Regions from separate parts of the Homo sapiens genome. Here all the other regions are linked to region 1. A link is a contact called in ENCODE Hi-C or POLR2A ChIA-PET data. All regions are on one chromosome and are shown on one strand. Each heading gives the region's core, a stretch centred on a gene start or an enhancer-like site at or near the end of the contact. The rest is flanking DNA. Distances are from core to core; before and after follow the strand shown. Region 1 has its middle 37 kb from the start of ACER3. Region 2 overlaps ACER3 (alkaline ceramidase 3). Region 3 holds the start of LRRC32 (leucine rich repeat containing 32).

What was found. A loop is a pair of places that touch in the nucleus more often than their neighbours do. ChIA-PET counts read pairs that join two places held with the same protein, here RNA polymerase II (POLR2A). Pooled maps may share reads with other maps.
Region 2: a loop to region 1 is called in a pooled map, with 2.3 times the contacts of the local background. The contact joins two enhancer-like sites. A Hi-C loop is called at or near these places in 6 of 168 maps with a recorded cell type or tissue (Calu3, GM23248, HCT116 and 3 more), 5 of 37 single-sample maps with no recorded cell type and 5 of 50 pooled maps. POLR2A ChIA-PET finds 5 or more read pairs at or near these places in 2 of 52 experiments (H1 and OCI-LY7).
Region 3: a pooled map shows a loop between it and region 1 (2.8-fold over the local background). The contact joins the promoter of LRRC32 here to the enhancer-like site in region 1. A Hi-C loop is called at or near these places in 1 of 50 pooled maps. POLR2A ChIA-PET finds 5 or more read pairs at or near these places in 2 of 52 experiments (A673 and activated CD4-positive, alpha-beta T cell).

Annotation. Positions count from the first base shown.
Region 1 is chr11:76,822,476-76,825,144 of GRCh38, forward strand. No RefSeq gene overlaps it. Among named protein-coding and RNA genes, the nearest start is that of ACER3, 37 kb to the right of the region's middle. RefSeq lists a cis regulatory region at 933-2,163. Within about 2 kb of position 1,301, at least 11 of the 41 ENCODE cell types and tissues checked have a DNase peak (open chromatin) inside an H3K27ac peak, as active enhancers do; they include HCT116, where a contact is called at or near this core.
Region 2 is chr11:77,019,653-77,022,321 of GRCh38, forward strand. ACER3 (alkaline ceramidase 3) reads left to right here. Exons shown (of 11, transcript NM_018367.7): 10 at 79-124; 11 at 622-2,669. The coding sequence ends at 675. All of the region lies in intron 1 of ACER3-AS1 (ACER antisense RNA 1), which reads right to left. Among named protein-coding and RNA genes, the nearest start is that of B3GNT6, 13 kb to the right of the region's middle. Within about 2 kb of position 1,304, at least 3 of the 41 ENCODE cell types and tissues checked have a DNase peak (open chromatin) inside an H3K27ac peak, as active enhancers do; they include HCT116, where a contact is called at or near this core.
Region 3 is chr11:76,669,417-76,672,085 of GRCh38, forward strand. LRRC32 (leucine rich repeat containing 32) reads right to left here and starts at 1,331. Exons shown (of 3, transcript NM_001128922.2): 1 at 1,198-1,331. RefSeq lists silencers at 1,086-1,215, 1,276-1,475.

The DNA of each region.
Region 1 (2,669 bases), core at 51-2,550:
ACATGAACAGATATTTCACCAAATAAAATATACAAAAGGCAAATAAGCACATTAAAAGATGTTCCACATAATTGGCCATCAGTGAAATGCAAATTAAAACCACAATGATGTAACACTACATACCTACCACAGCGGCTAAAATAAAAAATAGTGACAACACCAAATGCTGGCAAGAATGTGGAGAAAGTGGATCACTTGTGCAAAGCTGGTGGGAATGCAAAAGGACACAGCCATTCTGGAAAACAGTCTTATAATTTGTTATAAAACTAAACAATACACTCATCATACAACCCAGCAATCACACTCTTAGGCATTCATCCCAGAGAAATGAAGACATATTCACACGAAACCTGGACACAAACCTTCATAATAATCATCTGTAATAGTCAAAAAGGGGAAACAACTCTGATGCTCTCCAACAGGTGAAAGGTATAGAAACCATAGTATATCCATACTATAAAATCCTGCATAGCAATATAAAGGAACACATTATTGACACTTGTAAAGGTTTCAAAGGAATTATGAAATATATCCAATCCCAAAATGTTATATATTATATGATTCTAATAATATATAATATAATATAATATATGATTCTAATAATATATAATATAATATAATTATAATAATATACAATATATAATATATTAACATTAATATATATTAATATATATTATATATAAAATATATATTATAATATTATATAGTTATATATTAATAGTATATAATATTATTGATAATCAATATAATAATATTGAAATAATGTTAAGATTATGTAGAATATATAATATTCTTGGAATCATATAGCATGTAACAAAAAGTAGTATGTATGTAATCAAACGAATACACACTTTAGTGTATTTCTTGCATTACAATGTAATCATAGAAATACACTATACTATCTTTATACCCTATAAGAATGGTATGTAACATTCCAATCATACTTACTATATAATTTCAAGAATACATAATATTCTTTCTTTTTTTTTTAACTCAGGGTCTTGTTCTGTCACACAGGCTGGAGTACAGTGGCGCGATCTCCGCTCACTGCAGCCTCCACCCCTCCCCCGATATCTGCTGATATGACTAGTCCTGCCTGGACACTGCAGGGACACACGACATCCATCCCCCTTTCAGGAGAAGGAGGTGGGAGGGAGACATAGGAGGCATCTCAGTGCCAAGCCTCCCCAGCACGCACACACACACAGAGGAGCCTGCGTGTATTCATCCACACACCTCACTGCCCAGGAACGACTTCCAGGGTTCCCAAATCCCTCATATCCCACCAGGAATTTCAGCTCTGCTCTTGTAGCCCTAAGGGAAATGAGTCAGTGGGAGGAGCTGAGGAAAACAAAGAGAGGAAGGAAGGAGGCAGTTCCGGGTTTCCCACAGGAGTTCTGAGGTAACTTTATGAGAGTCACTTCTCCTCTTGGAACCTCAGCTTCCTCATTTGCCAATCAGGGTGTGGGTCCCTATCCTAAACCACACTGGGGCCACCATGAGGATCCAATAAGATCAGGAATAGAAAAGAGCTTAGAAAAATCAGGGACCTGGGTCAGATAGCAGAGGGTGGTACAGGGGCTATTGCTGTATAAAGTGGTCTGAGATCTTCCTTCCTTCCCTTCTCATTCATTCATTCATTCATTCATGCCTTCTCTCTTGGCCAAGCCCTGAACCAGGCAGTAGAGATGGAGAGATGAGTCAGCCAGGGTATTACCCTCAGGAGTACCCGTGGTGGTAGTGATGTGGGATGGGGAAGGGAGAAATGGAATCAACTCAGTCTGCGGAACACAAGGAAGGCTTCATGGAGGAAGTGACCTGGGGCTGGGATTTGAAGAAGTAATAAGAGTTTGCCCTGATGCACAAGATGGGGAAGGGCATAGCAGACTTACAAAGCAAAGGCATAGACATGAAAAAGCACCTCCCCCTCTCAGTGCATGACAGATTCCAGGAAGAGCTTTCTAAAGATACGTGCAAAGAGGGAGAAAGACTTCTAGGAAAGGAAGGGCGTGTGAAGGGGCCAGCTTTGTTTGGAATGCTCTGGCGAGTCAGCATTATGTGGTGAATGGAGGGGCTGGAATACAAGGCCTTTTGGGTTTTCTTAGGTCTAAGCTCTGAGTTAACCCTGATTAGAAAGAAAATATAAGGTTTCTATGCCTCTGCACCCAAGAAGCAGTGCCACATCTGAGGACTAAAGAAAAATCTCGAGCTAGGCACAGTGGCACACACCTGTAATCCCAGGACTTTGGCAAGCTGCAGTGGGAGCATTGCTTGAGCCCAGGAGTTCGAGACTAGCCTAGGCAACATAAGGAGACTCTGTCTCTAACAAAAAGAAAAAAAAATTCGCCTGGTGTGGTGGCACATGCCTGTAGTCCCAGCTACTTAGGAGGCTAAGGTGTAAGGATTGCTTGAGCCTGAGAGGTTGAGGCTGCGGTGAACCATGATGGCACCACTGCACTCCAGCCTGGGTGACAGAACGAGGCCCTGTCACAAAAAAAAAAAAAAAAAAAAGGAAACGAAAAGAAAAGAAAAATATTGAGCCAGGGTCACGCTATTACCAAACTCACAGGTGAGGTTTGCATGCTCTGGCAGGCAACCTCAAACACCCACAGCCTCTCTTGCCAGGGGCCTGAGGGCATTTGTCTTCCCATAATTAAGTCTTGGCATCC
Region 2 (2,669 bases), core at 54-2,553, 200 kb after region 1:
GTTACGTTTGTCAGTACGCCAGTTTGCATGAATTCAAAATGAATCTGAAAAGCTTTCCCCCTCCCACTTTTCTTTCAGTTTGTATACAAGAACACTTTACCTGAGATATAGGCCAAAAGTGAAGGTAAGTCCACTTCCTAGGTCCTGTGTGTGTGTTGGGGGTATGGTACTGGGAGTATAGGATGGAGGTGGAAGAAGAAAGGGGAGTTTGGAGAGGTAGTGGAGCAAACACAGGCTTTGGAACCAAAGGCTGTGAATCTTTCATTTACTACTGCATGTTCTTGGACAAATCTCTTTAAGCCTTAGTTTCTTCAACAATAAAATTAAGCTGCTAATAACTACATTGCAGAGTTATTTTAAAGATCAGAGATAATTTATATGCCCAGCTCCATGCTTGACAAAGTCAAAGCTTAATAAATGTAAATAAACTCAATAAAAATACTCTCTGATATCTGGTCCAAGTCTAGAAGGAATAAACTGTGCTCAGGCTGCTAATACCAGGACAATCACTAGCAAACCTACGTATAGTCATAGCCCCATGGATTCTTTCTCATTCTTTTTCAGGGATAACATGGAACAATTCTGTCTTTTCTCATTTTGTCCTAATTTGTCCCCAAACAGTTTCTCTTTGGAATCTGGCCAGTGATCCTGTTTGAGCCTCTCAGGAAGCATTGATGAATCATTCCACCAAGAAAACAAACAAGCACCTACCATAGACCTGGCAGAATAAATAAGGAAATCCTTAAAGATCTACAAGTTCAAATATGTCATGACCATCACAGCAGAGGAGTGACTTTCTGACTAATGCTGCCACCCACACAGAGAATAAGGAGTAGGGCCTGCTGGGTGTTTAGCTCATGGCTTTATCTTATTTGTCCCCCTCCTCCTTTCACGCTCCAGTTTATAAAGAAACAGAGATGATGTGTGTGTATGCCTCAAATGCAGAAACAGTTGGGCTTTTCTTAACAGGTTAACAGTTTGTGCTGGTTATAAGAAATTAACCTTCTTTTCTTTTTGCCAAGGGTTGCATGTGAATTATACCTTTCTTAATATTTGATTAAATAATGCAGTCAGCTAAGAGCCAACAAAACCCCATATCCAGATAGTTAGCTGTGAGCCAGCACTCAGCTGTGTCAGATTTGATTAATATTGTATTAATCTCATGGATGGTTCTCAAAGGTAAAAAAAGAGAGAGAAAGAGAGAGAGCTAGCTGTGGGATTCTGTGTAGTTCTTCACTATCTGTTCCAGGGCTAGTCGGAGGATCATAAGCAAGCTCAGACCTGCCCCCAGTTCAGTACTTGACCACATCCCAGGATTTATGGTGTCTGTCTATGGCCACAGCCAACCAGAATGAGTGGGTCATCTTATAACCTTTCTGAAGCTCCATGAGGACATGTATAGAATGCTGCACCTTCAGCCAGCTCTGCTCTGATCTTTGCAGATCTTTAAGTTGTCACTGTTTCTACGGCTAGACAAATATGACTGGTGGTCTAGACTACCCATAGTTCATCCTCCTCACATAACTTATTTGAAGTTGTCAGGGAATGTCATTACACTCTGATTTTTAAAATTATGCAGTATTTTCCAGTTCTCAGAGAGGTCATGGTTGTGCCCAGGGAAGTGTGTTGCATTAACTAAAGCTAAAATTATCAGAATCCTATTTACATAAAGCATATTAAAATATCTGCTCCTTAATTTTCTGAAGGAAATAGATGTAAGTTTCTGCTACTTGAAACCTACAGAACCGACAAAAATTAGGGTGCTAAAAAAATGACAGTGAAATCTCATCGTAAGGCAGCTAGTTCTAATTTGCATTTGAATGTATAACAAATTGCATCACTTTTCACAAACTTAACACCTGCCTGGAGTAAAAATCTGATTTGACCCCTCTGCTCATGTTTCATCATATTTGTAGCTCTGCATCATTTAGCATTTTTATGACTTTTTTTGCTTTATATAAATTATTGTAAAATCCAGATTGTTTTTACCACATGATGACGTGACTCAGGATTAAATCCTGAGCTACAGTTTCAAAAGGAAAATCATTTTTTTCTTATGCAAAGATGGTAAAACACTGTTGTCATTTTTTCCAGTATTCAATAAGTAGCCTTTGTACAAATTTAAAACCAAAAACTATTCTGTTGTTTTTCTTCACCTACTAGCCTTAGTTTTTAACCAAGTATCCAAGGATGTCAACTTGACATCCTTCCCTTAGCATGCCAACAAGCCATTAGACTGATTCTTCCACCTATTTTTATGAACCTCCAGGAAGAAAAACACTTGCCAAAACATTAAGAGAACTTTGATTCTGCCTTAAGAGGGTATAAAACTAAACCATTTGAAGGCACAGCCCATAAGACTATACTTGATTTTGCCCCAAGATTCTGACTTCTGGCTACATTTCACCTGCAGTTACCTGGGCTATCGGCCGTGATACATTTTTTAATTCATTTGTTTTCCACCATTATATTTTTATACTTTTCAGTTAGATATACTTCTGCATAAAGAGTATATATACAGTGTAGGATAAAGGCATATCGTACATGGCAATGCTGTTAAACATGGTAAGACTGAGGTTCTGCAGGATTAAAGTCAGATTAAGGGTACAGAAAGCACACCTTGATACTGAGGCCATTTAGAGCAATTTGTTTAATGAGTGGTTCAGCCA
Region 3 (2,669 bases), core at 81-2,580, 150 kb before region 1:
GCAGGGGTACGGGGGGCAATGACTACTACCACAATAAGCCCACCCCTACATTTAAGGATGTTAGTCTTCTAAGCACTTGACCTATATCATCTCATTTAATTCTCACAATCACCTATTGAGGAAATTACTGTAATTCCCATTTTACGGATGAGAAAACAGTTTCCGGAAAGTGAAGTGACTTACCCCCAGAGTTACCCAGCTCATAAGGGCTTTGGAGCTGGGATTTATCCAGTTCTACATGACCTGAATACTGTGTTTTCTCCAGCACATGCTGAGCCGACTGCCCCCAATAGAACTGTCTTTTTTTTGCCCATGAAGAAAAGGAGGCTCAGAGAAGTGACTTACCCAAAGTCACACAAGGAGAAAATAGCAGGGTCACGATCAGAATCCAGTTCATCTGTCTCCAAAGCAAATGTTCCCACTATACCAAATCAAGGTCTCCTTCCCTAAGCCCTGCCAACGACCCCTCACACGCAGGAGCAGGGCAGACTAGCTCACAGTCTGGCCTCTGAGGTCCTCTCTCCCTCCTCTCGGCCTCAGCTGACTTACTGGCAGAGTGGGGTCCTGGGAGAGCTGCTGCGGACGTTCCTGTCAAGCAGTGAATCACTAAGGGCAAGCCTCGTTCTGGAGACATGTGCATCCCACGGGGGAATTAGACCTTAACCCAAAGGAATGTGGCTGTGATGGCGGAATTTCAGGCAGCTCGGCGTGGGGGTGGGGGCCCCTCACATCTTACCACCCATGAAGAAGGCTGGGTTCAGAGCCCCTTGGAGAGCGGTGGGTGCCCCCTACCCCACTACGAGAAATGGGCAGGCCATCTAGTGCTGTGGGATGGGCAGCCCCACGCCTGGCTGGGATCGGAGCGTTGCAGGAAACCTGAATTCAAATTCCGGTTTGCCCTTGCCTAGCTGTGTGTTCCTGGGCAAGTCACGGTCTTCAGGCCATTGTTTTCCCAGCTGTCAAATGGGAAGGCCGGCCTCACCCCTTTGCGGGAAAGATCCGCCAAGACAGGAGCGCTGGGGAACTCCCAGGGACCGAGGGAGGGTCAGCCCCGGCTCCACGCGCGCAGTGGGGATGGCGGGAGGGGAGTGTTTGGGGGGCGTCCCTTGGGACCAGCCCCCGCCTTGCGCTCGCTAGAGGCGCGCGACAGTGCGCCCCCCGAGGGCCGGCCAGCCTCGCCTGCCCGGCGGCTCCTACCTGGCTCAGCGCGGCCGCAGCTCCTCTCCCGGGCAGTCTCGGCACATTTTGCGCAAACCCGCCCCCGGGTCCCACCCCGCGCCAGACCCCGGGGTCACGGCCCGAGGAGGAGCAGGCCGCTCAGCTGCCCCACCGGAGCCCCCGCGCTCCGGCTGCAATTTAAATACCTCTCCCGCCGGCCCGCCCCGCCACGCCCCCCTCTGGCGAGGCCGTGGGGTCCTAGCGCCTGGCCCCGTGCCTCGGTTTATCCGGAGCCGGCGGGGGCGGAGTGGGGTGGGGCGGCGAAGCATCTTCACCACCCTGGGACCTCGGCCGGGAAGGGGCGGGGGCCCAGTGTGGGGGGATGAGAGGGCGGGAGGGAGAGGGGTTGCAGAGGAAGCGCCGTGGGAGCGAGGCCCATCCCAGCGGCCGCCGCACGTGCAGTTCGCGGCCCCGCGGGGTCCGGAGGGGGGCGCGGTGGCTCTAGGAGCCGCAGGTCCACAGAGGAAATCCGGCCTGGCCCCGATTTCCCAGCTGCTGGCGCCGCCGCACTTAACGCGGGGGCAAACAGGCGAGGTGACGGCGGGGCTGAATGCGGAAGGAAATGACCCTTCGCTGGCCCTGGGGCGGCCGCGGAGGGGGTTCCCCGCACCAAGCCGTCCACTCTGGTGGGTCCTGGCAGGTCACTTTTCCTCTCCGGATTGTGCTCTAGTGTCTGGACCCGTACTCCTCCATCATCTGCGGGACCCTTCAACAGCCTGTGAAACGGCACCATCAAAGTCCTGTTTTCGGATGGAGAAGCTGAGGCTAGGGGTGGGGGCAGTGTGTACACATGAAAACCAATTGTCTGAGACTAGTAAGGTCCCTATTTATAGCTGGGGAACCTGAGGCTCAGAAAAGGTTAAATGGCGTGTCCAAAGTCAACACAGCTAATAAGAATCAGTGATTTGAGCCCAATCTGTTCATAAAGCTAAGTCTGATTCAGTTTGGGCATTATCTTGCCCGAATTTTTAAAGTACTGTGCAAATATGGGGTGGCGGTATTGTCATTTAGATTGGAGGTTGAAGCAGATCTTTCCCAAAGCCACCTCTCTTCTAGATGCCTTGACCCTACCAAATCACAGGTACCCTGCCTTGCTGCCTGTGGACTCTAGTATGCGGGTCCCTAGAAGAGAGGGGCCCTGGCTGTCCTCCAGGTCCTGGTTCCAAGTGTAGAAGGGGCCTCTTCCACAGTGTTTCTCTTCCCTGATCGTCACCAGCCCTGAGAGTGGGGCAGGGTGCCCCATTTTACATGCATGAAAGTGACCACCCAGGGCCTTGTGGCAAATCAGGGTAAGGCTGGGCTCAGAAGCGGGATTCCCTGAAGTCTCTACAGTTACTGCCTTTTCTTACCCCTGTTCAGTCCACTGTGGAGATGGATCTGGGGAGATGGGGTCAACCCAGAGAGGACAAGCCATGATAGCAGGTGCCATAGGGGCCTGACCTAGTCTTAGA